Regions from separate parts of the Homo sapiens genome. Here region 1 is linked to region 2. The links are chromatin loops, found by intact Hi-C in ENCODE. Cell type or tissue: Calu3. All regions are shown on one strand. Each heading gives the region's core, and the rest is flanking DNA. Links, peaks and the distances in the headings are about the cores only.

Region 1 (15,629 bases), core at 5,158-13,157, 100 kb before region 2:
TGTGTGTATATATATATATATATATATATATATATTCTGTACCTCTGCTGTTTCATTATTTTTGTTCAGAACATTCTGTTAATTATGTTTCCATGTCTTTGTCAAACTCTTAATCTTATGTAATAGGATACCTCAGTCAAATTTCCCTTTACGGGACTGAAGACTTCATAATTAAAATTAATAGACTGAACACCTATAAAAAGTAATACTTTTTTTTCATGGGAAATGAATGATTTCAGAAACATTAAGTGTCACCAAGATTTTATGCCCCTTCACTTGTTATTCAGCAAGGGAACAGGGTGTGTAATGCTGGCATAACTCTCATGAGAAGACCCTCATTGTCCAGAAATCTGCTTACTTACAGCATACTATTTCTGCTAGAGAATAGAGAGAAGTTATCCCATTAACTGAGGTTAGGAACTGTATTTGGATGTCACATTGAAGACACCTCAAATGAAGTAAGAGTGTGACTGGATATCACCTAAGACTTATGACTTCTCTCACTGGGAGATAAGAAAAGCGGGGCAGACTACCCCTTCTGTTTGAAATACTTGCTCTGTGTGCATAAGACATTGCCTGTAGGGTATGCCATTTTGTCCAAGTTAGTTTACCAATTTAAGGGTCCTGAACTTTAACTGTTTAAAGTAAGCCCACCTTCAGCTGAGGGCTGAAAGCAATGAAAATTTTATTTGTGTGTCTTGTATAGGAAGAAAAGGAACAGAAAAAAAATCTTTGTTTTTTTGTCTCTTGGTAGCCTGAAACTTTTATTTGGTGATATTTTAAAAATCAGAGCAAATGCCTCACCCAACTTGGGGGAGTTGATATTCACTTTAGCATGGCTCTAAAATGGATCTATTTCATTTTTTCACAGAATGAGCCCCTCATCTGCATCAGGTACCTTGTGATTTTTATGCCTGAACACAAACACAACCTTGTAGAAAATTAGGATTTTGGAGGAAGAGTTTGTGGGCATGTCTGCATTGATATGATCACTATGCTTCTTTAGAAAGTAGAAGCATGGAGATAGTTCTCTCGAGTAGGTATGGAAAGTTGGCTTACCTGCCTCCTTTTGGAAGCATCAGCTTTACTTATCCATGAACCATCCACAGAAAAGCTAAGTTGAAGTTGAATAACTTATCTATCCTGACAATTCTATGAAAAATGTATAATCAAACTTTGATGATGTGGCAGTGGAGAAATCTAGCAAAGGAGTGTTTTTTAAAAATAAATTTTAGTTGCCAATAGCTAATAACAGTCATGTACTTTAAACCTTCCTGTAAATGATGAGATAGTTATTTAATGTCAAGCATGAATTAGATGAATTACAATAGTAAGAGTAAAGTAAAACAATATTCTCACAATATTAATTGATCTTGTATGCATGTGTGTGTACAGGATGCAAAATGTCTGTATTGGCCGGGCGCGGTGGCTCACGCCTGTAATCCCAGCTCTTTGGGAGGCCAAGGTGGGCGGTTCAAGAGGCCAGGAGATCGAGACCGTCCTGGCTAACACTATGAAACCCCGTCTCTACTAAAAAATACAAAAAAAAAAAAAAATAGCCTGGTGTGGTGGCGGGTGCCTGTAGTCCCAGCTACTTGGGAGGCTGAGGCAGGAGAATGGCGTGAACCTGGGAGGCGGAGCTTGCTGTGAGCTGAGGTCGTGCCACTGCACTCCAGTCTGGGCAACAGAGCAAGACTCCGTCTCAAAAAAAAAAAAAAAAAAAATCTATATTGTGGTCTGGGTTGCCCCTCTCCCTTTTCATATTTCACGCTCCTTTTACAATGTATGAAAGAATGATGCTTAAATAAATGAAATCTCTAAATTTCTTCATGTTCCTCAAAAACAACTGCAACACTAACAGGATAATGTATACACCTTACTTTGAGAGAGTTAGAGATTCATCTTGCTATAAAATGTTTTGCATGAAGAAGATGCTCAATATGTATTTATCAACTTTTCTATTTGTCCAACATTTTGAAAACAAATTAGGAAGACATAAAACATCTCTTAACCTATCTTTCCTGTGATCATGTCTCTATCTTTTCATTTTAAAATCCTTTCATCTTGCAATAATGAAATCTCTGTCTTGTATTTGGACAAGTTTTCCTGTGTATTTTTGCAGATGACGGTGTTGTTACCATAGAATAATAGAGAAGGAAGTGAAATCTTAGACCAACTAGCACTCAAGTCTGGCCTCTACCAGAAGCATTAGTGTAATTTGGGAAACTTGTTAGAGATACAAATTCACAGGCCCCATTCCAGACCCACAAAATCAGAAACTGTATGTTTCTGATTAAAACAATGAATGTCGTAACACTCTCTATGGATGGCTCTGAGGCACACTGAAGTTTGAGAACCACTGCTCATTTCCAGTTCTTTCATTTAATAATCATTAAAATGAGATTGAAACTACCTGAGTTCTCTTATGCTCTCTCCAGGCTTTTATACCACACATAACTTCAAATACTATATATATGCATCTGACTTCTAAATTAGCATCTCTAGACATTTTCCTAAGACCCATATATCCAACAGCCTACTTGACACCTTTACTCGAATGTTTCACGGGTACCTTAAATTTACAGGTACAAACCAACCCCTCATCTTCTCCTTCAGTGTTAAATATCTCAGCAAATGTGTATTCTTTTGCCCAGCTGTTCCAACCATAAACCTGGGAATCTTTTCTCACACTTCTCCCTCACCTTCCTTTATTTTATTCAGCAAAGCATCCGCTCTACTTCTGAAACGGCTTAATATAATTCTCTCTCCATCTCTACTGTTGCAAGTCCAGTGCAAGCCATCATCATCCTCTCTCATCTCCTTATTAACCAATACTTTTTTTTAGAGAGGAGCTACAGTGATCACTAACAACTGGTCACATCAATTCCCTCCTAATGCTTAATAGGTTTCCATTGTACTTAGGACAAAACTCCAAATCTTTCAAATTGCTTACATAGGGACCCAGCTCCAAAGTCCCTGCCTAGTCCATTTCTCACTGCCTGCTTTTTAATTCCTAAACATGGCAGGCTGTTTCCTGTGCTTTGCCAAAGGAGGGCTTTTCTGCCTTGAAAACATTTTTTTTTCTTCTTTCTACTCAGCTTCTTCCTGCTTTCCAGTATCTGCTGAAATCAGTGGCCCTCAATGCTGGTCATAAATAATAACCACTCAGGAGAAATTTTAATACATGCTACTACCCAGACCTCATTCTTAGCTTCAGTTCTTTTTATCTGGAGTAGGGCCAGACACTCATAGTTTTTATAGCTCCCCAGGTGATTCTAATGTGCAAAATTTAGAACTGTTGGTTTAAATGTCACTATCTCAGAAAGGCCTTCCCTAACTCAACAGGCCCCCTGTTAGAATCCTGAACTGACTGTAATTTTTGTTTATAGTATTTATTGTACATTATGTGATAATATTTAATATTTGTCATCCCTGTTTGATCGTAAGGTTCATGAGGGCAAGGATCTTCTAGCATTTGTTTGCTTCTATCTCCAGTAATGAACAGTGTCTGACACAGAATTGGCAGTCCATAAATTATTGCATAAATTAAGAAATTAATTTATAAGGTTTTAAAGCTAGCTCATGGCAAAACCCAGTGTAAAACCAAATGTCCTTGACTTTTGGTTTCATTGTCTTAGAATAAAGATAATTTAATAGCTATTTGAATCCTACATGCTCAAACTGGAACAGTCCTAATCCAGCCCAATCACTTCTAGGGGAAGGTAATGTGGGCTGTTAGTTCTATTCCTACTAGTAGCAGCCCCATACCACATGGCTATGTCTTGTTTCATTTTGGAACCCTAAACTCCAGATTGAATCTAATGTCTCCTGAGGATATCCTGGACTCTCCTAATAAAATAAGTATTATTAAATTTTTATGAGACACACATATGTTTTGACATGAATTTCAGTTCAAATCTTGTGATACAGACAGCCATCCGGAAATAGAGCTGGTATTAGACGATCAGTTAGTTCATGTTCACATATGTACTATTTTCCTCCTTGTATTAAAATTATATTGTGTATCATTAATATACAGCTGTAAACAAAGGGAAAATATTTAATGGGTTAGACAATATGGAAAGGTCAAATTCATTAATATATTTTTCTTTTTTTCTTTTTTTTGAGACAAAGTCTTGCTCTTGTCCCCAGGCTGGAGTGCAATGGCATGATCTTGGCTCACTGCAACCTCCACCTCCTGGGTTCAAATGGTTCTCCTGCCTCAGCCTCCCGAGTAGCTGGGATTACAGGCACCTGCCACCATGCCCGGCTAATTTTTGTATTTTTAGTAGAGACGGGGTTTCACCATGTTGGCCAGGCCGGTCTCAAACTCCTGACCTCAGCTGATCCACCCGCCTCAGCCTCCCAAAGTGCTGGGATTACAGGCGTGAGCCACTATGCCTGGCCCATTTATACGTTTTTCTTTTAGAAGTTATAGTTCATTGGGATAAGCTAAAAGGATGTATTCTTAGCAACACCCAGCAGGCCTATTGATGTGGACTGGGTATGGCTCCTCAGAAATCCCAGTTCCCCAGAGCAGACATGGTTGATTGGTGGCAGTGGTATTCTACTTGTCCAGGGAAAAGTCCTGCAATAGCCCTGTCCCAAGAAGGAGCTTGCTGAGCTTCATTACTCCCAATCATAGAACTTGGAACTCTAACTTTAGCAAGCTGCATCACCTGGATCTACTATCTAGATATCATGTTCAACTTCTAACTTTACCTCTAGTTTCTTGTTTCGTGGACCACAAATTATATTACAATAACTAGGAATTGTATAGCCTCAGTCACATTGCAGCTTTATAAGGAGGACTAGCTTGTGGACCTGTGTGGTCACATGATGCATTATTTCAAAGCCTTGATGAAAGTGACTGCAGCCAGTCTGGGCCTAGCCACCCTGCTGTTCACATAAGAGTTTTCTCTGCAACTTGAATACAAGAAAAGTTAGCAAATTTATACTTTTAGAATAATAATCTTCTTCCTCCTGAAATAACATACACAACTGACAATAGTTGATTGGCAAATAAGCACTGATTATGGATATTTATTATTATTCAAGTAGTCATAGTGCTTCTTTTTTTCTGAGCAAGGAGTATAAATTCAGTGGCCAGTTCTGGGCTATCTTGTCAGCTGTTATTGTGAAGATTTCTCTACAAAACATTATGTATTATTTATTTGTGTTGTTATTCTTAAATCAGATTGAAAAATTTTCCAGAATAGTCCTGATTTTAGATATTCTACTTTGTTTGTGCCTTAAAACATCAGAATGTTCCAGGAATCCCAATATTTTGACAATAACAATGAAATGACTCAAGTTAGAGACTGAAGAAAAATAGAATACTCACAAAAACACACATAGAAACTTACGTGTGTTCCTAGTCATGCTCTCTGTGAACACTTTCCTAGTACTAACGCCAGAGCAATTGTTGCATTTGTTTGAGTCAGGTAAAGCTAAGTCACTGATTCAAGGTGAAAAGGATGGCAAATATTTCCAAGGATAATTGAAGACAGTTACTTTTCTTACAATGCTAGTGCTCTTTGAAGTGTATTCAAAAGAAATTATATTTCATTTTAATGTCAAAATGAATGTAAAAAATCAAGGAAAGGTATGCTTTCAAGTCAACTGAGGAAAAAGAATATTCCACTTAAAAAAATAACCTGTAATCACAAGTGATATTGTATACAATATAGAAGTGAGATAAGTATTGATTGCATTGGGAATTTGATATGCTTTTATGGGCTCAAAGAAAAATTGATTCATTTTAGGCTCTGTTAAGTTACAGGTAGAAAAGGGGAGGCTTTTTTTCTTTTTGTAAATTCAAAGAGGGTTTTAGTACTTTTTAAGGAAATGATCATTTAAATAAACATGTTCTTAAATTATATTTTGGTGACAAGTTGTGAGCAGAATGAGGTGAGAAGAAAGACTACAAACCAGAGAGAGCTAAGATATAAAAATGGCATGAGGATATTAGAATTTCAAACATAAAGAAATTTTCTGAATTCATTGCCTTGTTATGTATAGATGCTATGATAAGATAATTTTCTCTAATGACTTTTAGACATAAGGAACACCTGTACTTCAAAAATGTTCATAATCCACATGAAAATCAATTGGCAAATCCACAATTTCCAAGGTTTTTTAGGAGAAAAAAGTATTTTTTTAAAGCCTGAAGTCCTTAAATCTGGTAAGATATTATCAGTCTTATCAGGAATAAAATAATGAAGGTACACCCTAATTTTAAATAATTGTTTTATAGAATTTTGCATTGTGTTTCATATAATTTTATTTTTTCAGGAAAGAGTATTTGTGTGGGTGATGTAATTTTACATTATTATGTCTTTAAATATTAATCTGTAAAGTAGAAAAATATTAACAATATGTCTTAAACTTTATCTTGAAACATACAGATAATAATTAATATGTGTTAAATTTCTGTTTTGACTCCAGGGCTTCATTACAGTAACTTAATTTCTTCATTTTGGAAGTGGGCTTTTAAACCCAGAGAATTCATTCACTGGCACCTGCTTATCAGCTCTGGGCAATACAGTGTTGGGATTTTCAGGCCTAGGTATCAATGAGTATTTACTAAGAACCAGGTACTATGTTAAGTGTTGGGCCTACAGATGCATCTAGCAAATGGTGCCTGCCGTGGAGGGATAGCTTATCTAATGAGGAAGGCAGACACAATTGACAACATAATTCAATGTAGTAAGTACCGACGTCTACCAATAAAAAATAGGTAAATAAGGTTAAATCTTACTGAGAAAAGCCACTGAGTACATGTCACTTGACCCAAAATTTTTTTTTCTGTTCCCATGATGCCTAGCATGTCTCGCGTATAGCAAGTGCTCAATTGCTGGGCTGACTTAAAGTCAGTACAGGCACATGAGCAATCTTGCCATAGAGTGTCATGGAGAAGACCTCATTCATTCTTTCATTGTTGTTGAGATAGATGCCTAGTAGCCTTAGTTTTATTCAGGAGACTGAATCATAAAACAGCAAATTAAACATCCAGGAAGGTCATTTCCTTTTCAGCTTTACGAAGTTGTTGGTTTTTTTTTTCCAAGAAGATTTTGCCTAACATCATCAACAGAGTAAGCAGATCTTGAAATGACATTTTCTAGGAGGAACTGGAAAAACAATTTGCCTCAAAATATATTCCTCTTACTTAAATTCTACAACTGAAGGATAATTTCTTTGCTAAACCATCAATACCTTTAAATGCAAGTGACCCTGGGAAGGCTCACACATTATTCTATTATGAATTACAACATCTGAGGGTTAGTCTGTTGGTCTTTTTCAGACCTCTAATGTTTTGCTTATTCAAAGTCAGTGAGACGTAATACAGGGAAGTTGCAAATGTTCATGGAATGAAGGGGAACCTCGGCTCGTGTGGTTCAGTAAGAGGCAGACTCAAAAGAAGGGAATAAGGTTTCAGAAGAGGAAGGGGGAGACATGTTTGCCAAACTTCACTAGGATTTGCTCTGAGTGTAATGTGCTATATGTTACGGTTGTTTGATAAATCTAGTTACCACATTTTACAAACGTAGGTCCTTCTAATTACTTTCATTAAAATTAAATTTTAATTTAATTGAAATTAATTGGACTTTCTGCAGGCTGTGGGAGGAGTGATGCTGGTTAATGACAGAAATGCTGGGTCAAGCATCCACAGTCACATTGGGGGATCTCAGAAATTTCTTACAATACGTACAGAATAAAGTAATACTCCAAAAGAACAAAGGCATAAACTACTCTTCCTATTTTTGCCTTATTAATAATAATTCATGTTATATTTGATATTGCGAATAAATAATATAATTTATCTCACTAGTTAGCTTTTATTAAACACCCACCTTTTATGAATTCTGATGGCAATAACTTTCATGCAGGATCCTATTTAATCTTCACCAATGAGATGCAAATAATGGACCTAGAATCACGCATACAGGTAACATAAACAGAAGCAGAATTGCAAATCATGAGTATTATACCCTAATGTAGAGCTCTTAACCATTTGGTAATATCACCCTCAGAAACAGATGAAAAGAAAGACAATTGGGGCCCTGATTCTTCTTCAACCTCATTGCACCTTTATGCTGGCCACGTACTTACTTATGATCACATAAATCAAGGAGAGCTTGTTAAGTAACTTCAACTTCCCTTCAAGCGCAAACGTTCCATTTTTTTTTTTAACCTTGGGGGTTTATTTGTTGTGGTAATGGGGTGGGCATTATCTCAGAAGGAACTTTATTCTTTACTTCATGAGAGGCATATTTGACAAATGCGAAGAATGGGACATTTGTTCTCTTGCCTGTGTGGAGCTCAATGTTCGTGACCTGTGGGCCTCCCAGACCCTGCTTTATTTGCAGAGCCCCTTGGCTTTGAATCACAGGGCATGCCATTGCCGTATATGGGGATAGCACACTGGGCCGTGGGAGTTAACTGGGATTACCAGTGGCTATAATGTTGGTGTCTTGATCCTCAGCAACTCTGCTTTGAAGCTGAAGGGCAGAGTACAAGCACACTTACGCATCTCAACTTGGCAATAATAGCATGCCTTTGTGATGACGAGGCATGCTGTGAGTACCCAAGTTTATACTATGCATTCTGATGATATTTGATATGATATTAATTTAAAGCATGGCTTGTCCACTAGTCTAAATCTTGTCACTTAAACTCCAAACACTTGTCATAAATAGACTTGGAATGTGGTGGAAAAGTAATTAGGAATTGGACTTTTTACTTTTTCAGCTCTGGAGTGATACTTTTATTGTCTTCTTAGAAATTTTTGAGGTGATTTTTTTTATCTTTGCTTAACCTTAGTTGTTAAAATAAATATTAATTTGAGGTTGCTTTGTTTTGAAATTACTGTAGTCATAGGCAAATATCACTGTGTGGATTTCTAGACCCATGGAATATTAATGCTCAAAGCAATGTTAGAGATAGCCTAAAAATGTTATCACAACAGTTCTTCCATCCCTTACAATAAGTTTGAATTTTAGCATCGGAATTAGATTGAAATTTTTGTCTTGTCATGTAGTAGCCATGTAACCATCAGCAAGTTATTAAACCTCTTTTAGCCTAAGTATCCTCAACTCTAAAAAACAACAACAACAACAACAAAGGTCAATTACAACTACATTATGTAGATCTGTATGATCTGTGCAAAGTAGTAACATAATATGTATAGGCTTGCCTAGCTCCAGGTCTTGGCAAAGAGTATTAGCTCAATAATTGTGTTTTCTTCCCTCTAACACTGTAATAACAAGCTTTGTTTCAATTTTAATTTAATTTTAAATGAAGATAGTGTATACTATGAAGCATCTAAATAAGGTTATAAGGTGTACCATCTTTTTATAATAGCACTTTCTTCTTTATTCTGAGAATGTAAGAGTAGCTGTGAGGTTAGATACAGTTGTCTAGATGGAAGAGGAAACCGTAGTAGAAGAATAAAAGAGGATTTACTTTATTGTAAATTTTCAGAGAGTAGTAATAGGGATATTGAAGTGAAGGAAGAAGAATGTGTGCTTGAAAAATTTCTAGAATGGAGATGGGAGTGAATTTACATAGAGACTTGAGGTATAAATTAAATAATACTATCAAGGGTTAAGGTTTAAGATAGACTCCATGACAATGAAAAATAAAACCCTTTAATATGAACACCATAAGTCTAGTCAACATTTTTCAGATTCTAAAAGCCATGTAAAAGGCAGAGGTGAAAGCCTGAACTAAACTAAAAATAGACTCATCAAGCACATTGTCTGGAAGTAAGTGAAGATGGTAAAAGGCAAATTCCTTCCCTTCCTATGCCCTGTCTGGAATAAAGACATGTAAATTGTCAAATTTAGAAACATTGCTTAACATTTTTTGAAACATTAATTAATGTTTCTGCTTAAGGGAATATTAATCAAATATGTATTGAACACCTATTGGACATTCTTCTATGTGCTGGGATATAATTGTGAACAAAACCTGAAAACAACCGTAGTCCTCACAGAGTTAACAACTTAGTAGGGCAAGATGACAGCAATTACACACACACACACACACACACACACACATATGAAAAACCTGAAGCAGGGGAGATAGTAATGCTGAAGGAGAGGGCTGCAGTTTCAAGCAATTGGGTCAGGAAAGTTCAAAGGTGGACTATGGCTTGCATTTTTGAGGGAAAAAAAGGATGCCAGTGTGGCTGCAGCAGAGCTGGTGGTGAGGGGGGATAAAGTGTGGGAGATGGGGTTAACAAGGCAATAGGAGCCATATCATGCAGGTTTCCTAGAGTGTTGCAAGGATTTTGGCTTTTACTTGGATTAAAGCAATTAGTCTATATATTTTCAAGAATATCAGCAAAGAAAATTAACGCAACAAGTCGTCCTAGAGAACCCTCAGATCTTAATTACCTTAATCTTCCCCCTCATCTCCTTGCTTGATCCAATCATCCACCCAGGGCTTAGTTTCTCTTACTCGTTGTCCAGACCCTCATCATCTGCCATCTGGAGTCTTGCATTGGCCTCTTTACTCCTTTCACTGCCTCTGTCTCTCCATTATCACAAATCCATCCTTCTCACTGTCAACTGATATTTTTTAAAAACACTAATCTGTGTTCTGATACTAAAATATCCTTTGAAGTTTATATTTCTTCTGAAGTCTGGCCCCTTACAAGATTCTCTAGAATCTGGCTTTGATGCACACATCTAGCCTCAACTCTGCCACTGCTTTGTATGTATGGCATCCCGTCAAATATGTTCTAAGCGTTCACACTTTTGGTGCCTGTGTGTTCCTGTTTGCATGTTTTGAGGCTATCATATTCTTACTTAACATTAAGACCCAACAACAACTCACCTTTTCTGAGGAGCAGTTACTGTTTTTTTTCAGGTAGAACCATTGTATCCTTCTTCTGGGTACTCATAAAACTGTCCCTTTCTTTGTCATAGCACATCTGCCCCTTCAATTAGGTTATACGTATATTTCTCTCCACCAGATTCTAAGCAACTGAAGCATAAAGACTATGTTTCCCCCACTCCTGTATCCATAGTACCTTGGGTCATGCTTAGTATTTGGGGAATGCCCAGAGATTTTTTTAAAAAATAGATGAATAAATCACAATTTTAATGGATATATGTGAGTAGTTGGATATAACTATGTTAAACATAATTAATATGAGCAAAACCAGTCAGATGGTATTATCAGACCCATTCTTTGACTTGGTCTGAAATTAATAAAGCTTTGGGAAATGTATTTACTTTTGAGCAAATATTTTGGACTTAGGCTTTTTTTCTTTGATAAGCTGAGGTTAAACTTGATGGTCTTTAATGCAGCCCTGAGACACTAATCATTCATTCATTCATTTAAGCATATTTAAGTGCCCATTTGGTGCAAAGCGTATGACATCACCAAAATGCAAACCATTCTTTTCGTGTGTGTTTTATATTTCTATTTAGTGCAATTCTATGATGAGTCTATAAATAAATGTATGGATTTCTTTCTAGTCTGCCACAAGCTTATAAGATTAGAAGATGTTCAGGTGCAACCTAAATACACAGCATTAAAGGAATTCAAGACAGAAAATGGATACTAGAAATTTAAAATAGCATTTGACACTGACTGATATCTTAATACCACTATAGACATGGAAAAACCCATGTCATCCTTTCTACTTAAGATAAAGGGATTTGGAAGAATATCTGTTACTATATATGCTGAAACATATCTATAGAATGCTATAATAACATGTCAGCATTCTAAAACAAATTCTTTACATTTAACAGATGATAAAATGCATTGAAATCTATACTATTTGAACTTAAACTCTACCATAAAGTGAAAGCAAATAATGAAACTTAAAACAGAATTGGCTAATCTAAAAATAATCTATTTTAAACTCTCAGTATTTTCCCCAAAGTAGAATTTCTTTCTTAACAAAGAATACTAGCCTTCAAGACTACTATTAGCAACAAGGCAAAGGGGAACAAGCCAGAGCTTTATTTTCTAGGAGCGAATGGATTTTGAGATTATTTTTCAATTAAGAAGGTGTATTCTTTTCTTCTTTAACTCTCTTTATGCTCCTTGCTTGAAATTTCTTAAATAAGAAATAAGCTGGCGAGGAGCTGGGTTCCCTTGGAGGAGAAGAGGTGCTCTGATTTTTAGAATTTTCAGCTTTTCTGCTCTGGTTTCTCCCCATCTTTGTGGTTTTATCTACCTTTGGTCTTTGATGATGGTGACGTACAGATGGGGTTTTGGTGTGGATGTCCTTTCTGTTTGTTAGTTTTCCTTCTAACAATCAGGACCTTCAGCTGCAGGTCTGTTGGAGTTTTCTGGAGGTCCACTCCAGACCCTGTTTGCCTGGATATCACCAGTGGAGGCTGCAGAATAGCAAATATTGCAGAATGGCAAATGTTGCTGCCTGCTCGTTCCTCTGGAAGCTTCGTCTCAGAGGGACACCTGGCCTTATGAGGTGTCAGTTGGCCCCTACTGGGAGGTGCCTCCCAGTTAGGCTACTCGGGGGTCAGGGACCCACTTGAGGAGGAAGTCTGTCCATTCTCAGATCTCAAACTCTGTGCTGGGATAACCACTACTGTCTTCAAAGCTGTCAGACAGGGATGTTTAAATCTGCAGAAGTTTCTGCTGCCTTTTGTTCAGCTATGCCCTGCCCCTAGAGGTGGAGTCAACAGGGACAGGCAGGCCTCCTTGAGCTGCAGTGGGCTCCACCCAGTTCGAGCTTCCAAGCCGCTTTGTTTACCTACTCAAGCCTCAGCAATGGCAGACACCCCTCCCCCAGCCTGGTTGCTGCCTTGCAGTTCAATCTCAGACTGCTGTGCTAGCAGTGAGTGAGGCTCCGTGGGCATGGGACCCTCCGAGCCAGGCATGGGATATAATCTCCTGGTGTGCCATTTGCTAAGACCATTGGAAAAGTGCAGTATTAGGGTGGGAGTGTCCCGATTTTCCAGGAACAATCTGTCATGGCTTCTGTTGGCTAGGAAAGGGAATTCCCCAACCCCTTGCATTTCCTGGGTGAGGCAATGCTCTGCCCTGCTTCGGCTCACACTCCGTGGGCTGCACCCACTGTCTGACAAGCCCCAGTGAGATGAACCTGGTGCCTCAGTTGGAAATGCAGAAATCACCTGCCTTCTGCGTCACTCACACTGGGAGCTATAGACTGGAGCTGTTCCTATTTGGCCACCTTGGAACCTCCCTTCCACCTCTCTTATAACCTGATCGCTCTTTATTCAATTAACCTGTTTTTATAACTTACATTTTCTGAAGTTAAAATTAAATATAATGGTCCTTAGATAGAAGTTCTATTGATCAAGGCTTTATGTAATCCACTATCATATCCCCAGTACTTACAGAAGTGCCTGACAATACATACATTGAAAGACTATTGGAAGACAGATGAGATCAGTAGGATCTGTATACTTAATGTATAAAATTTTAGCTCAAAGTAGAAAAAATGCTATTAGTGCTCCTGTGAAACGTGGCAGAAAAAATTTGGTTTTTGCAAGTTTAAAACTTGCAAACTTATGCTTTTTGTAATGATAGAGTAGCTTTTATTGGACTATCCTTCTGACAGTTACAGATGACAATTATAACCTTTGGACAAAATCTAACAAACAAACAAACAAAAAACCCAAACAAAAAACATACGTAAGTATGAAGACGAAGGTTACTGACAAAAACAAAAATTGTAGCAGCATTAATCCTTGAAAGAAAAACACCAAACAGTGCATTTGAATTTTATACAGCTTTTCACCTGAGAATATTCCCAAGTCCAAGTGTCTTGGTATAATTAAAACTTGAACATCAGGGTACAATCACAGTGACTTGAGGAGGTGGATAGCATTCAAGACTTCAGAGTAGTGGAAAGTGAGAGAGAGAAAAAAAAACTAGCAATGGAAGTAACAATAGAGGATGGATTCAAAAATCTGTGTGTAAACATTGATCAAAATTAGGCCTTGAAAGATCAGCCAAATTTTGTAGTGTTCTCAGTCAGAGAGGACTACAAGAAGATGTATGAGTAAAATCAAAACCAAAACCAAACAAACAAAAAATACCAGCTGGAAGGTTGAAAGACTATCACAAGAAAAGTAGAGATTTGAATTTGAGTCCAGAAAGATAATTGCCTCCAATAAGAAAATAAACTCATCCCAGAGGAAGGTAATAAAACCTACAGTTTTTACAAAGTGTTATCCACATTATTCAATATAAAATAAAAATTATTAGACATCTGAAAAAGAAGAAAATGATATCCATGATTAAAAAAATAATAGAAGATACAGAAGATGAACTGCGTCAGAAGTTGGAATTAGAAGACCAGGACTTTAATGTAGCTTTTTAGTTTCAGACATGCAGCAGGAATCGTCATGGTTTATAGCAGCCTGCTCCTGAGAGAATATAGACATCACTTGCTACTGAGGAAACCAATAGCCATTCCCTCAAGGATACCTTAGAGAGGGAGATGTGGCTTCATACCCCTTTGTACCTAATAAGCAGCCACTGATTATCCATGTTGGGAGAAGAACTGCCACCTTTCCGAACCCAGCATGGGCCCAGTGAGCACCAACAGAGCTTTGACCACTCTGTGGTGTCCACATCCAGACCTGAACTCTGTGGTTACACTGGATCTGCCTATGTCTCAGACATTGGAGTCATTACCGTAGTAAGCTAATTTGCACATTGGGTTCTGGAGCCAAGCTCTTGCTGCTTATGCTCATGCCCCAGGCATTAGCTCAGCCACCACAGAGCTTCATTCTGACCCTGTAGATGCTTTACTAAGATTCACCCTGACCTTATAGATGCTGAGGCTAGCACATGCTTATACCTTGGATCCTGGCTACAAGGCTGCATTGTGTGCACCCACATCTCAAACATCAGAGCCACTGCCAGAGAGAGGTAGTTCATAATCCAAGTCTGGAGTCAAGGTCTGCATGTGGCTACACTTCAGGCACTACCTTGGCTGCCATAAAGAGCAAGGCCCTGCCCAACTCCAGAGCCACTCTAATACTGTGCCCACTGGTGCTCTTATTCTTGCTTCCCCTAGCTGCTTCATAACAATCCATACCTCACATTTTGTCACCAACATAGCAGCAAAGGTGTCTGCAACCTAGGCACCAGTACCAATACTGCCCTGGATCCCAAAACCATTGTTCTTCCATATGTGACAATGTTTTCGGCCTCAACTTCATGGCCTCTTCATAGGGGCCACTCATCAGACAAGGGTGCCATCGTTACTGCAAGTGAGTGCACAAGCCAGATCCTGTGTTAGGAAGAATCCCCTCAGCCACAACTCCCCAGTGGGAGAAAAAGAGAGCAAAGCAACCTTGGCAGTTATTGCCACTGAAGACCCCAGTGAGCCTTGCTGCTACAGCAAAATTTATAGCATTAGATACTGGATCCCTGCAATATTCATCAACACTGATTTTTGCTGCCAGAGCTGTACAGAGACGAAACAGCTGAAATATTCACTAATGCAGAACCAATGTACTATATCTAGCAAGTGCCCTTGTATCCCTTTCATAAAGGAAATTTTTCCACAGTAAAACTAACCTTTAAAGTCTGCAAGAGGTGGCTGCTACACCAAATAAACAAACATCAACATAAGACAATAGAAACATGAAAAGCCAAGGAGACAT
Region 2 (15,629 bases), core at 3,776-11,775:
TTTTGCACACTGATTTTGCATCCTGAGACTGCTGAAGTTGCTTATCAGCTTAAGGAAATTTTGGGCTGAGACGATGGGGTTTTCTAAATATACAATCATGTCATCTGTAAACAAAGACAATTTGACTTCCTCTTTTCCTAATTAAATACCCTTTATTTCTTTTTCTTGCCTAATTGCCCTGGCTAGAACTTCCAATACTATGTTGAGTAGGAGTGGTGAGAGAGGACATCCTTGTCTTGTGCTGGTTTTCCAAGGGAATGCTTCCAGCTTTTGCCCATTCAGTGTGATATTGGCTGTGGGTTTGTCATAAATAGCCCTTATTATTTTGAGATTCGTTTCATCCATACCTAGTTTATTGGGAGTTTTTAGCATGAAGTGCTGTTGAATTTTGTCGAAGGCCTTTTCTGCATCTATTGAGATAATCATGTGGTTTTTGTCATAGGTTCTGCTTATGTGATGGATTACATTTATTGATTTGCATATGTTGAACCAGCCTTGCATCCCAGGGAAGAAGCCAATGTGATCATGGTGGATAAGCTTTTTGATGTGCTGCTGGATTCGGTTTGCCAGTATTTTATTGAGGATTTTTGCATCGATGTTCATCAGGGCTATTGGTCTAAAACTCCCTTTTTTTGTTGTGTCTCTGCCAGGTTTTGGTATCAGTAGGAGGCTGGCCTCACAAAATGAGTTAGGGAGGGTTTCCTCTTTTTCTATTGATTGGAATAGTTGCAGAAAGAATGGTACCAGCTCCTCCTTGTACCTCTGGTAGAATTTGGCTGTGAATCCTTCTGGTCCTGGACTTTCTTTGGTTGGTAGCTATTAATTATTGCCTCAATTTCAGAACCTGCTATTGGTCTATTCAGAGAATCGACTTCTTCCTGATTTAGTCTTCGGATGGTGTATGTGCCCAGTAATTTATCTATTTCTTCTAGATTTTCTAATTTATTTGCATAGAGGTGTTTATAGTATTCTCTGATGGTAGTTTGTATTTCTGCGGGATTAGTGGTGATATCCCCTTTATCATTTTTTATTGTGTCTATTTGATTCTTCTCTCTTTTCTTCTTTATTAGTCTTGCTAGTGGTCTATCTATTTTGTTGATCTTTTCAAAAAACCAGCTCCTGGATTCATTGATTTTTTGAAGGGTTATTTGTGTCTCTATTTCCTTCAGTTCTGCTCTGATCTTAGTTGTTTCTTGTCTTCTGCTAGCTTTTGAATTTATTTCCTCTTGCTTCTCCAGTTCTTTTAATTTTGATGATAGGGTGTCGATTTTAGATCTTTCCTGCTTTCTCTTGTGGGCATTTACTACTATAAATTTCCCTCTACACACTGCTTTAATTGCGTCCCAGAGATTCTGGTATGTTGTGTCTTTGTTCTCGTTGGTTTCAAAGAACATCTTTATTTCTGCCTTCATTTTGTTATTTACCCAGTAGTCATTCAGGAGCAGGTTGTTCAGTTTCCACATAGTTGTGCAGTTTTGAGTGAGTTTCTTAATCCTGAGTTCTAACTGGATTGCACTGTGTTCTGAGAGACAGTTTGTTGTGATTTCTGTTCTTTTACATTTGATGAGGAGTGTTTTATTTCCAATTATGTGGTCAATTTTAGAATAAGTGTGATGTGGTGCTGAGAAGAATGTATATTCTGTTGATTTGGGATGGAGAGTTCTGTAGATGTCTATTAGGTCCGCTTGGTGCAGAGCTGAGTTCAAGTCCTGGATATCCTTGTTAATTTTCTGTCTTGTTGATCTCTCTAATAGTGACAGTGGGGTGTTAAAGTATCCCATTATTATTGTGTGGGAGTCTAAGTCTCTTCATACATCTCTACGAACTTGCTTTATGTATCTGGGTGCTCCTGTATTGGTTGCATATATATTTAGGATAGTTAGCTCTTCTTGTTGAATTGATGCCTTTACCATTATGTAATGGCCTTCTTTGTCTCTTTTGATCTTTGTTGGTTTAAAATCTGTTGTATCAGAGACTAGGATTGCAACCCTTGCATTTTTTTTTTCTTTTTTTTTTTTTTTTGCTTTCCATTTGCTTGGTAGATGTTCCTCCATCCCTTTATTTTGAGCCTGTGTGCGTCTTTGCACATGAGATCAGTCTCCTGAATACAGCACACCGATGGGTCTTTATCCAATTTGCCAGTCTGTGTCTTTTAACTGGGGCATTTGGCCTGTTTATATTTAAGTTAATATTGTTACGTGTGAATTTGATCCTATCATTATGATGCTAGCTGGTTGTTTTGACCGTTAGTTGATTCAGTTTCTTCATAGCATCAGTAGTCTTCACAATTTGGCATGTTTTTGCAGTGGTTGGTACTGGCTGTTCCTTTCCATGTTTAGTGCTTCCTTCAAGAAGCTCTTGTAAGGCAGGCCTGGTGGTGACAAAATGTCTCAGCATTTAGTTATCTGTAAAGGATTTTATTTCTCCTTTGCTTATGAAGCTTAATTTGACTGGATATGAAATTCTGAGTTGAAAATTCTTTTCTTTAAGAATATTGAATATTGGCTCCCACTCTCTTCTGGCTTGTAGGGTTTCTGCAGAGAGATCTGCTGTTAGTCTGATGGGCTTCCCTTTGTGAGTAACCAGACCTTTCTCTCCAGCTGCCCTTAACATTTTTTTCCTTCATTTCAACCTTGGTGCATCTGATGATGATGTATGTCGGGGTTGCTCTTCTTGAGGAATATCTCTGTGGTGTTCTCTGTATTTCCTGAATTTGGATGTTGGCTTGCCTTGCTAGGTTGGGGAAGTTCTCCTGGATAATATCCTGAAGAGTGTTTTCTAACTTGGTTCCATTTTCCCCGTCACTTTCAGGTACACCAATCAAACATAGATTTGGTCTTTTCACATGGTCCCATATTTCTTGGAGGCTTCATTAGTTTCTTTTCACTCTTTTTTCTCTAATCTTGTCTTCTTGCTTTATTTCATTAATTTGATCTTCAATCACTGATATCCTTTCTTCTGCTTGATGAAATTAGCCATTGAAACTTGTTTATGCTTCATGAAGTTCTCGTGCTGTATTTTACATCTCCATTGGGTCATTTATTTTCTTCTCTACACTCATTATTTTAGTTTAGCCATTCCTCTAACCTTTCTTCAAGGTTTTTAGCTTCCTTGTGATGGGTTAGAACATGCTCCTTTAACTCGGAGAAGTTTGTTTTACCCACCTTCTGAAGCCTACTTCTGTCAACTCATCAAACTCATTCTCCATCCAGTTTTGTTCCATTGCTGGCGAGAAGTGTGATCCTTTGGAGGAGAAGAGGCATTCCGGCTTTTGGAATTTTCAGCCTTTCTGCTCTGGTTTCTCCCCATCTTTGTGGTTTTATCTACCTTTGGTCTTTGATGTTGGTGACCTACAGATGGGGTTTTGGTGTGGATGTCCTTTTTGTTGATATTGATGCTATTCCTTTCTGTTTGTTAGTTTTCCTTCTAACAGACAGGCCCGTCAGTTGCAGGTCTGTTGAAGTTTGCTGGAAGTCCACTCCAGGCCCTTTTTGCCTGGGTATCACCAGCAGAAGCTGCAGAACAGCAAATATTGCTGCCTGATTCTTCCTCTGGAAGCTTCATTCCAGAAGGGCACCTGCTAGATGCCAGCCAGATCTCTCCTGTATGAGGTGTCTGTTAGCCCCTGCTGGGAGGTGTTTCCCAGTCAGGCTACATGGGGGTCAGGGACACACTTGAGAAGGCAGTCTGTCCATTATCAGAGCTTGAACACTGCGCTGGGAGAAACATGCTCTCTTCAGAGCTGTCAGGCAGGGACATTTAAGTCTGTAGAAGCTTTGCCCACAGCTGTCCCTTTCCCCAGGTGCTCTGTCCCAGGGAGATGAGGGTTTTATCTATAAGTCCCTGACTGGGGCTGCTGCCTTTTATTCAGATATGCCCTGCCCACAGAGGTGGACTCTAGAGAGGCACTTGGCTTTGCTGAGCTGTGGTGGGCTCTGCCCAGTTCAAGCTTCCCGGCAGCTTTGTTTACACTGTGGGCATTAAACCACCTACCCAAGCCTCAGCAATGGCAGACGCCCCTCCCCCCACCAAGCTCCAGCATCCCAGGTCAATCTCAGACTGCTGCACTAGCAGCAAGAATTTCAAGCCAATGGATCTCAGCTTGCTGGGCTCCATGGGTGTGGGACCCCCTGAGTCAGGCACTGGAGGGAATCTCCTGGTCTGCTGGTTGCAAACACGGTGGGAAATGTGTAGTATTTGGGCAGGAATGTACCATTCCTCCCAGTACAGTCTCTCATGGCTTCCCTTGGCTAGGAAAGGGAAATCCCTGACCACTTGTGCTTCCCAGGTGAGGTGATGCCCCACCCTGCTTCGGCTCACCCTCTGTGGGTTGCACCCACTGTCCAACCAGTCTTAATGAGATGAACCAGATACCTCAGTTGGAAATGCTGAAATCACTCATCTGCATCTATCTCGCTGGGAGCTGCAGACTGGAGCTGTTCCTATTCGGCCATCTCGGAAGAGAGTCCTTAGTTTCCCAAAGTCTTAACTCATTTCAGCGTTAACTCAAAAGTCCATAGTCCAAAGTCTCATCTGAGACAAAGCAAGTCCCTTTTGCCTGTGAGCCCATAAAATCAAAAGCAAGTTAGTTACTTCCTAGACACAACTAGGGTACAAGCATTGGGAAAATACAGCCATTCCAACTGGGAGAAATTTGGCAAAACAAAGGGGCTACAGGCCCCATGCAAGTTCAAAATTCAGCAGGACAGTCAAATCTTAAAGCTCCTAAATGATCTGCTTTGACTCAATGTCTCACATCTAGGTCATGCTGATTCAAAAGGTGGGCTCCTACAGGCTTGGGCATCTCCATCCTTGTGGCTTTGCAGTGTATAGCCTCCCTCCTGGCTGCTTTCATGGGCTAGCATTGAGTGTCTGCAGCTTTTCCAGGCACATGGTGCAAGCTCTCAGTGGATCTACCATTTTGGGGTCTGGAGGATGGCAGTGGCCCTCTTCTCACAGCTCCTCTAGGCAGTGCTCCAGTAGGGACTCTGTGTGGGTGCTATGATCCCACATTTCCCCTTCACACTGCATTAGCAGAGGTTCCTCATGAAGGCCCAGCCTCTGCAGCAAACTTCCTCTGAAATGTAGGCAGAGGTTCCCAAACCTCAATTCTTGACTTCTGTGTACCTGCAGACTCAACACCACATGGAAGCTGCCACAGCTTGTTGCTTACACTCTCTAAAGTGGTGCCTAAGCTGCACCTTGGTCCATTTTATCCATGGCTAGAGCAGCTGGGGTGCAGGGCACCAAATCCCTGCAGGGGGGCCCTGGGCTTAGCCCACAAAACCATTATTTCCTCTTAGGCCTCCAGGCCTGTGATGGAACAGGATGCCTCACAGGTCTCTGACATGCCCTGGAGACATTTTCCCTATTGTCTTGGCAATTAACATTTGGCTTCTCATTACTTCTGCAAATTTCTGCAGCTAGTTTGAATTTCTCCTCAGATAATGTTTGCTTTGTTTTGTTTTTTCTATTGCATTGTCAGGCTGAAAATTCTCCAAACTTTTATGCTCTGTTTTACTTTTAAAACTGAATGCCTTTAACAGCACCCAAGTCACCTCTTGAATGCTTTGCTGCTTAGAAATTTCTTCTGCCAGATACCCTAAATTACCTCTCTCAAGTTCAAGGTTCCACAGATCTCTAGGGCAGGGGCAAAATGCCACCAGTCTTTTTGCTAAAACATGAGAGGAGTCATCTTCGCTCCAGTTCCCAACAAGTTCCTCATCTTCATGTGAGACCATCTTAGCCTGGATTTCATTGTCCATATCATTATCAGCATTTTGGGCAAAGCCATTCAACAAGTCTCTGGGGAGTTCCAAACTCTCCCACATTTTCCTGTCTTCTCCTGAGCCCTTCAAACTGTTCCAACTTCTGCCTGTTACCCAGTTCCAAAGTGACTTCTACATTTTTGGGTATCTTTTCAGCAGTGCCCCACTTTACTTGTACTAATTTACTATGTTAGTTCGTTTTCATGCTGCTTATAAAAACGTAACCAAGACTGGCAATTTACAAAAGAAAGAGGTTTAATGGACTTACAACTTCATATGGCTGGGGAGGCCTCACAGTTGTGGCAGAAGGCAAGAGGAAGCAAGTCACATCTTAAATGGATGGTGGCAGGCAAAGAGAAAGAGAGCTTGGGCATAGAAACTACCATTTTTAAAACCATCAGATCTGGTGAGTCTTATTCACTATCATGAGAACAGCACAGGAAAGACCCGCCCCATAATTTAGTTACCTCCAACCAGATTCCTTGTGGGAATTGTGGGAGTTACAATTCAAGATGAGATTTGGGTGGGGACACAACCAAACCATATCAGCCAGATATTAAACTTTTGGTTGGAATTCCTTTTCTTAAGAATGTTGAATATAGGCCATCAGTATCTTCTGGCTTGTAGGATTTGTCCTGATAAGTCTGATGTTAGCCTGATGACGTTCCCTTTCTAGGTGACCTGTTTTTTCTCTCTAGCTGCCTTCAACATTTTAGTTTTTATTTTGACCCTGGAGAATCTGATGACTATGTGTCTTGAAGAAGTCATTCTTGTGAAGTATCTTGTGGGGGTTCTCTGCATTTCTTTTCCTGTTTTTTTTTTTCTTTTTTTTTTTTAGACAGAGTCTCTCCCTGTTGCCCAGGCTAGAGTGCAGTGGTATAATCTTGGCTCACTGCAATCTTTGGCTCCTGGGTTCAGGTGATTCTTGTGCCTCAGCCTCCTGAGTAGCTGGAATTACATACATGCACCATCATGCATGGCTAATTTTTTGTATTTTTTAGTAGAGACTGCATTTTCCATGTTGGCCAGGCTGGTCTAGAACTCTGGGCCTCACATGATCCTCCTGCTTCGGCCTCCCAAAGTACTGGGATTACAGGTGTGAGCCACCACACCTGGCCCCTCTGCATTTCTTAAATTTGAATGTTGGCTTCTATAGCTAGGTTGAGGAAGTTCTCATGGATGATATCCTGAAATATGTTTCCTAAGTGGTTTTCTTTCTTGCCATCTCTTCCGTGATGCCACTGATTGATAAATTTTGTCTCTTTATATAATCCTATATTTCTTGGAGATTTTGTTTGTTCCATTTCATTCTTTTGTTTCATTCTTTTCTTTTCTGTCTTATTTCAGAAAGCCAGTCATCGAGCTCTGAGATTCTTTTCTCTTCCTGATCTATTCCTCTGTTAATAATTGCAATTGCATTATAAAATTCTTGTAGTGTGTGTGTCAGCTCTGTCAGGTTGGTTACATTCTTTTCCATACTGACTATTTTGTCTATCAGCTTCTGTATTGTTTTATTGTGATTCTTAGGTTTCTTGGAGTGGGTTTCAACATTCTCCTGAATCTCAATGATCTTTGTTCCTATCCATATTCTGTTTTATTTCCTGTGGTATGGGTTGTAATATCTCCTGTTTCATTTTTAATTGAATTTATTTGGATCTTCTCTCTTCTTTTCTTGGTTAATCTCACTAATGGTCTATCAGTTTTAAACCAGCTTTTTGCTTCATTTATCTTTTTTTTTTTTTAATTCATTTACTTCTGCTCTGATCTTTGTTGTTTCTTTTATTCTGCTGGGTGTGGATTTGGTTTGTTCTTGTTTCTCTAGTTCCTTGAGATGTGACCTTATGTTGTCTATTTGTGCTCTTTCAGCCTTTTTGATGTAGATGTTTAATGCTATAAACTTTCCTCTTAGCACCACTTCTTCTGTGTCCCAGAGGTTTTGATAGGTTGTGTCACTATTATGGTTTAGTTCAGAGAATTTTTAAATTTTCATCGTGATTTCATTGTTGACCCAATGATCATTCAGGATCTGGTTATTTATTTTCCATGTATTTGAATGGCTTCGAGGGTTATTTTCAGAGTTGATTTCCAATTTTATTCCACTGTAGTCTGAGAGAGTACTTGATATAATTTTGAATTTCTTAAATTTATTGAGACTTATTTTGTGGCCTATCATATGGTCTATCTTGAAGATTGTTCCATGTGGTAATGAATAGAATGCATATTCTTTGTTCATTTTTTAAATTCTTTTTTCTTAGTCTTTGTTGGGTTGGGTTAATTCAAAATCCTTGCCTTCAAGCTCTAAAGTTCTTACTCTACTTGCTTGATTCTATTGTTGAAACTTTTTGTAGTGTATTTTGCAATTCTCCAAGTGTGTCTTTCATTTCCAGAAGTTGTGATGGTTTTTTAATCTATGCTATCTATTTCTTGGGAGGTTTTTAATCTATATCCTGTATAATTTTTAACATTTCTTTAAGTTGTTTTTCATGTTTCTCTAGTGCTTCCTTGAGTAGCTTAATAATCAACCTTTTAAATTCTTTTTCTGGCAATTCAGAGATATCTTCTTGGTTTGGATCCATTGCTGGTAAGCTAGTGTGATCTTTTGGGGGTGCTAACAAATCTTGCTTTGTCATATTACCAGAATTGTTTTTCTGCTTCCTTCTCATTTGGGTACACTGTTTCAATGGAAAGATCTGGGGCACAGGGCCAGCTATTCAGATTCTTTTGTCCCACAGGGTGATCCCTTGATGTGGTTTTCTTCCCCTTCTGCTAGTGATGGTGCTTCCTGAGAGCTGGACGACAGTGATTGTTATTGCCCTTCTGGGTCTAGGCACACAGTGGAGCTACCGATCTCTGGGCTGGTACTAGGAAAGTGTCTGCAAAGAGTCCTTTGATGTGACCTGTCTTCAGATATCTCAGTCTTGGATATCAGCACCTGCTCCAGCGGAGGTAGCAGGGGAGTGAGGTGGACTCTGTGATGGTCCTTGGTCATAGTTTTGTTTTGTGCTGTTTTTCTCAAATGCTGGTTGTGGTAGCAGTGGAATTGTCACATGGACAGACTCAAGACCTTTGGTTAGCCAGAATGTTATAGATGGTGGAATTAGCTGTTGTTTTCTTTTTTCTTGGAGTAGGGTTGTTCTTTTATGAGTTGCTGTAATGGCTTAAGTTTGTTTGCCTTTAACCAGGAGGTGGTACTTTCCAGAGTTGCATCAGCTGCAGTAGTATAGTGGGGATACAAGCTTTCCTTAAGGTCACCTGGATAAGTATTCGAGTTTCTCAGACAATGGGCAGAGCCATAGAGCTCCCAAGAGATTATGTCTTTTGTCTTTGGCTGCCAGGGGAGGTAGAGAAAGACCATCAGGTAGGGGCAGGTTTAGGGGTGTCTGAACTCAAGACTTTCCTTGGGCGGAGCTTGCTGCAACTGCTGTGGGGAATGGGGGTGTGGTTCTCAAGCTAATCAAGTTATGTTTCTAGGGGATTATGGGTGTCTCTGCTGTGTCATACTGGCTGCCAGGGAAGTGGGGGAAGGCCAGCAGTGACAGGCCTCATCCAGCTTGCATGCAGCCAGCAAGGCCAGTTTTACTCCCACCATGCCCCACCAACAGCACTGAATTTTATATCCAGGCAGCTGGTGAGCAGGGCTGAGATTTTGCACCAGGATACAAGCCTCCGCATTGAGAAAGCAAAAAGGGCTTTCAGGCCCTGTCCCTCCCTGCCTGCCACAGCTTCTGCGCTTGTATCTGCATATCTCATTTGCTCCCTGACCCCTAGATTCTGTCCAGGAAAATTCACACCCAGTTAAAATTGTTATGAAGTTCAGCTGGAAGTTGCCTTCTCCCTCTTGTCCCTCTCAATTTCAGTGGCAGCCCTCCCCAAGGGCCCCTGTGAGATAAAGTCAGAAATGGCTTCCTTGGGGAACAAGAGTGCCTACAAGGCTCTTTCTGCTGCCTCTACTTTTATATTTTGCTTGGCTCTTTAAATTCATTTCAGGTCTAGGTAAGGTTAAATCCTTCTCCCATGATCTGGATTTTCAGGTTCCCCAGTGAGGATGTATGTTTGGAGAAAGACTTTCCTCCCTTACATTTTGAGCACCCGCAGTTTTTCGTCTTTCTCAGGGAGTTTGCAGTGGCAAGCCGCTTCTTTTCCCCTATCCATTTTCTGAATCTATTTCTGTCATCAGCTATCTCAGCCTGGTCAAGACCTTTTGCTGGAGAACTAGTATGATCATTTAGAGAAAACAAGGCACCCTGACTTTCTGAGTTGCCAAGAGTTCTTGTGCTGGTTTTCTCATTTGTGTATTCTGATGTTTTTTCAGTCTTTGAAGTTGGTGTCCTTTGGGTGGATTGTTTTACCTTTTTCTTCGTTGATGCCCTTGGGAATTTGATTATGGTATAAGGTGGGTTTGGTTGACTGTCTTCAATTCTAGATTTTTCCTGGGTCTTGGAGGAGCCCCCTCCAATTACTGTCTAGTGTCTGCACTTTTTTTGTTGGGTATTCTGGTGCATGGGGCTTGTTCAGGCCGGGGCTGCAGTTGGCCGACAAGCTGTTTCCTTGTCAAGCTGGCCTTAATCTTCTATTCATGTACTTTCTGGGGAAAGATGAGGTTGCATCTGCCAGCAGAGTTCAGGCTGAAGTGGGATGATTTGCCTGGAAACTCTAGTGGATGTGACCTATCTGGCTATGGAAGGTGGGAGTGGGTGGGATTGTCAGCACTGCTATTTGGATATTTCTAGCGAAAAAGGAGCCTGTGCCCCTTGGCAGATTGAAGCAGATGTAGGGCTTCTGGGCTGGACATTCTAGCAGGTGTTGCCCACCTGACTATTGGTGGTGGGGGTGGTAGAGTCATGTGCCTTGCTGATCAAATGTTTCCTGGAATATCAGGAGGCTGTGCCCTCCAGCTGAGTTCACATAGAATTGTGGCTGCTGGGTCAGAAGCTCTAGCAAATGTTGCCCACCTGGCTACCAGTGGTGGGGGCATGCTCAAGCAGGACATTAGGAAGCTGCACTCTCCAGCTGAGTTCACACAGAGGCAAGACTGCTGGGCTAGTAGCTCTAGCAGGCATTGCCTGCCTATCAGTTGCAGGGGTGTGTGGGGTATAGGTTGGATCCCACGAGGAAAAGTGAAAGCTACTAGGACTTTTGAGAAGTGGACCTGAAATTGGTACACTATCATTTTTGCCACATTTTACTGGTTGAAGAAGTCATAACTCCAGTAAAGAAACATGGGGAGAAGATATGAATGCCTCCTAAAGGGAAAAGCTTACAAGATTCCATTGCAAAAGATCATGGCAAAGATTATTGTTTCTCTTTTAAACCAATCATCTGTCATATCTACTGCAGTGTATAAAGGATGTTTGATGATCTTCCTTTATTTGTGAGATTTTACTTTTAATTATATATTAATGATTAAATTAGCCACCCTACAAATGCTGCCTGAGAGCAAATTAAATCATGTAATTTTCAATTACTAATATATGTGGCATATTAAGGATAAATTGTTCATGCTAATAGACAAGATTAAAACTCTGTGGTCATCCTTTTAAAGTGAAAATATCATATTTACATTAATTTCAATTCTCTGACACTGCTAATCATGGAAAGCTGGCTAATAATGATTCTGTAGCTGAGTGCTCAATCAACGTGGAATGTCCTTTCTGCCCAAATCAGTTAGAAGTGTCTATATTTGGAATTTGCCTACCATTACTTCCTTTTCTAAGAGCCAAATTCCTTGACCTTTTCAATAAGAGGAAAGTAAGATATAGTGTCATTGCATTGGCATGAACATATTTTGAATATCTCCTTAAGAAAATAAAAAAAGAGAACATGGAGGTTGGCAGGGCTTTTAGGGGTGTGGTTGTCAAGCTGGCATGGAAGTAATACTTTTCTCCCTACAATCAAATTCCTTTTCCTGATACCCCTTAAATCCCGAGTCCCTGGATCTCACTCCTGAAATACATAAGAGAAGCAAGGCCCCTGAGATGAAATGTCATGGTGGTTGTTGCAGAGGGAGAAAGAAGATAACTGGTTTCTTTTCTGGGAAGCAGTCAGTGACACATTGGGGAATAATTAGAATTAGATTGAGCCGTAGTCTTCTTAATCCTAAACTGAGGTGTTAAGGACTTCCTTTAACATAAAAGTTTTGATGCCACAGTTCACATGACTACAGGAGGATTTTATTTCAGGGGTTCAGAACACAAGTTTGGGGTTATATAGCCTCCCTTAGTTGCCTGGTTCTGCCAGTTGTAGGATACTGAGAAAGTTATTTAAGCTGTTTTGCTCCAGAGATAACAAATAATAATATATATCTCAAAGAGTTGTTATGAGGATGAAGGAAGATACTGTCAGTAATTAGTGCAGTGACTGGTTCCATTGAATTCTAAATGGCTAGAAGCTACAATTATTATTAGTTATAATTAGCTATTAAAATTAAAAAGCCATAATTCTTTACAAATTATCAAGCCAAACATTGCTCAAAATGAAAGTATTGCAATGAACTTATGAGATATTATATATGATTATATTTATGTATGATTTTCAAATGTGTATTAATTTTTAGTATGTACCTAGAACTCTCTAATTTGTACTGCTTTTGTAAAATGAAGTTATCAATAAGAAAAATAAAAAAATTATTGTACTTGCTTCAATTTCTGAATCTCATAATTATCTTATAATTAATTTCAATTTTTGTGTTTAAAAGTTCTCTGCTATAGAGGACATATATAATCCTATGGCTTAGGGTGAAGGTTATATAGTTTTTCACTTGATTTTAGATCCCATTTATTTCTTAACAAGAGATTTATTTATTTCCATATCACTTATTTGGAATATCCTTTCAGTTCTTCTCTAATTGTCCAGTGTAGGGTCTTATAACTCATAGCTTTTCATAGTTTTATAAAGCATAAAGAGTTTTTTCTATAACTGTATTAGTCCATTTTCACACTGCTCTAAGGAATACCTGAGACTGGGTAATTTATAAAGGAAAAAGGTTTAATTGACTCACAGTTCTACATGACTGGGGAGGCCTCAGGAAACTTACAATCATGGCAGAAGGCCAAGGGGAAGCAAGGTATGTCTTACATGGCAGCAGGAGAGAGAGAGAGAGAGCGAAGCAGGAAGTGCCACTTTTAAACCATCAGATCTCATGAGAACTCATTCACTATCACTAGAACAGCATGGGGGAAACTTCCCCCATGATCCAATTACTGCCCACTAGGTCCCTCCCTTGACATATGCATATTACAATTCAAGATGAGATTTGGGTAAGGACACAGAACCAAACCCTGATGCAAGAGGTGGGTTTCCAAGATCTTGGGCAGCTCTGCCCCTGTGACTCTGCAGGGTACAACCCCCATGGCTGCTTTAATGGGCTGCCATTGAGTGCCTGCGGCTTTTCCAGGTGCACAGTCCAAGTTGTCAGTGGATCTAGGAGGTTGGTGGGCTCTTCTAACAGCTCCACTAGGCAGTGTCCCAGTGGGGACTCTGTATGGGGGTCCCAATCCCATATTTCCCCTCTGTATTGCCCTAGCAGAGAGGAAATGAGGGCTCTATCCTTGCAGCAGACTTCTGCCTGAACATCCAGGCATTTCTGTACATCCTCTGAAATCTAGGTAGAGGCTTCCAAATTTCAACTCTTGTTTTCTGTGCACCTACAGGCCCAACACCACATGGAAGCTGCCAAGGCTTGGAGCTTGCACCATCTGAAGAAGTGGCCTGAGCTGTACCTTGGCCCCTTTTAGCCATGGCTGGCGCTGGTGCCTCTGGGATGCAGAGTGCCTTGTCTTAAGACTGCACAGAGCAGTGGGGCCCTGGGCCTGGCCCACAAAACCTTTTTTCTCTCCTAGGCCTCCAGGCATATGATAGGAGGGACTGCTGTGAAGATCTCCAAAATGCCCTGGAGACATTTTCCCTATTGTCTTGGCTGTTAACATTAGACTCCTTGTTACTTATGCAAATTTCTGGAGCTGGCTTTGGCTTGAATTTCTTCCCAAAAAATAGGCTTTTCTTTTCTACCACATGGTCAGGATGTGAATTTTCCAAACCTTTATGCTCTGCTTTTCTTTTAAATATCACTTGCAGTTTCAAACCATCTCTTTGTGAATGCATTTGAATGTAAGCTTTTAGAGAAAGCCAGGTCACATCATGAATGCTTTGCTGCTTAGAAATTTCTTTCACCAGATACCCTAAGTCATCTTTCTCAAGTTCAAAGTTCCATAGATCTCTAGGGCAGGGGCAAAATGCTGCCAGTCTCTTTGCTAAAGTATAGGCAAGAGTAATCTTTACTCCAGTTCCCAATAAGTTCCTCATCTTGAGAGAGAGAGAGAGAGAGAGAAAGAGAGAAAAGCAGGAAGTACCACTTTTAAACCATCAGATGTTGTGAAAACTCATTCCGTATCACAAGAAGAGCCTGGGGGAAACTGCCCCCATGATCCAATCACCTCCCACCATGTCCCTCCCTCGACATATGGGGATTGCAATTTGAGATAAGATTTGGACACAGAGCCAAACCCTGTCAATAACCCTCCTACTTTACCCCCGCTAAGTGTTAGCTTGGTAGTGTGACATTCTTTCTAAGAAGTATTAACATTTTTGACTTCTATTGTAGCCCTGTAACCTTCATAAAGTAGATTTCTAACAAGAAAATGTCTCCCTCCAAGAATAAAATTTCGTTTATTTTTATTTATATTGTCTGGCCACTTTACTCATCAAATGACATTGCCATGACAGAGAATGAAATCACAGCCTCTTAGAAGGTTTCCCTTTCAGATGTGGTTATAAAACATAATGGGAGCAAGTTGGGCCTGAAGTGGGAATTTGAGTGAATCTCATGTTCCATCTGAAATTATGGAACAGTTACTTAGCCCTATCTTTAATGCACAGGCACCTATTTACATGTTGAAATGTATGCATAAAAGGAGTCTGCTATTAGGAAATTTAGGAATAAAGTTCCTTGGGGAGAAATAGTGACCTTGAGATGACAGAAGACCTTTGTGCTGGGCCAAGAATCTTCAGTGGCTTCTTTTTGGGAAATGTCTAAAGCAGAAGCCATGAGGCTTGTTTTTGTGAAGGATTCTGTAGTATTTGGGTAGGCATAGGCTTGGAATTTATGTTCAAATTCTCACATAGAATTAAGGATGTTGGTATTCTCAGTTCCGTGTTGAAATATGTGTAGCTGCAATGAAGGAGGATTGCTTCAGCTATGTAATACTGCATAACAAACCACCCTGAACAGTGGCAAAAAGCAATAACAACATTTCTTTTGCTCACATTTTGCAATTTGGACAGAATTTTGCAGGGATAACTCATTGCTGCTTGACTAGGAGTCAGCTGAGCAACTCCAAAGCTAGCAGTTGGAATAATCTAAAGGCTTTTTTTTTGAGACAGGGTCTTGCTTCATCTCCCAAGCTGGAGTGTAGTGCTACAATCACAGCTCACTGCAGCCTGGAACTCCTGTTATTTGGGAGTACAGGTGTGTGCCACCATGCCTGGCTAATTTTTTTTATTGTAGAGACAGAGTCTCACTGTGTTGCTTAGACTGCTCTCGAACTCCTGCACTCAAGCAATCCTCCTGGCTCAGCCTCTCAAAATGCTGGGATTATAGGTGTGAACCACTGTACCTAGCCTGAAGTCTGCTTTTTGTGCACATCTAGCAATTGATGCAGCTGTATACTAATATCGTACCTGGGGATGCTGATGGGAACACTTACACATGGTATTTACGTGTGGTTTGTGGTTCCTCACAAAATGGTGGCTGAGTTCTAAGTGCCAAGATCTTAAAGGGGACAGCTGGGAAGAAGCTATATCCTTTTTGTTATCTAGTCTTGGAAGTCACATAGCATCACTTCTGCCTTATTCTACTTATTCTAT

Evidence for each region. A loop is a pair of places that touch in the nucleus more often than their neighbours do. Peaks named below come from ENCODE experiments on the same cell type or tissue, not always from the same donor. Only the 100,000 strongest peaks of a DNase experiment are listed, where the experiment ranks them.
Region 1: a loop joins it to region 2, with 4 times the contacts of the local background. A loop is called at or near these places in 2 of 110 quality-filtered maps.

The regions. Positions count from the first base shown.
Region 1 is chr3:110,766,410-110,782,038 of GRCh38, reverse strand. No RefSeq gene overlaps it. Among named protein-coding and RNA genes, the nearest start is that of NECTIN3-AS1, 300 kb to the left of the region's middle. In Calu3, for the core only: no CTCF peak of the experiment used is centred there; a DNase peak (open chromatin) is centred at 8,418.
Region 2 is chr3:110,660,276-110,675,904 of GRCh38, reverse strand. It overlaps LOC105374037 (a long non-coding RNA gene), which reads left to right and starts at 8,612. Exons shown (of 4, transcript XR_924328.3): 1 at 8,612-8,714. RefSeq lists an enhancer at 8,848-9,347. In Calu3, for the core only: no CTCF peak of the experiment used is centred there; DNase peaks (open chromatin) are centred at 8,494, 9,064 and 9,154.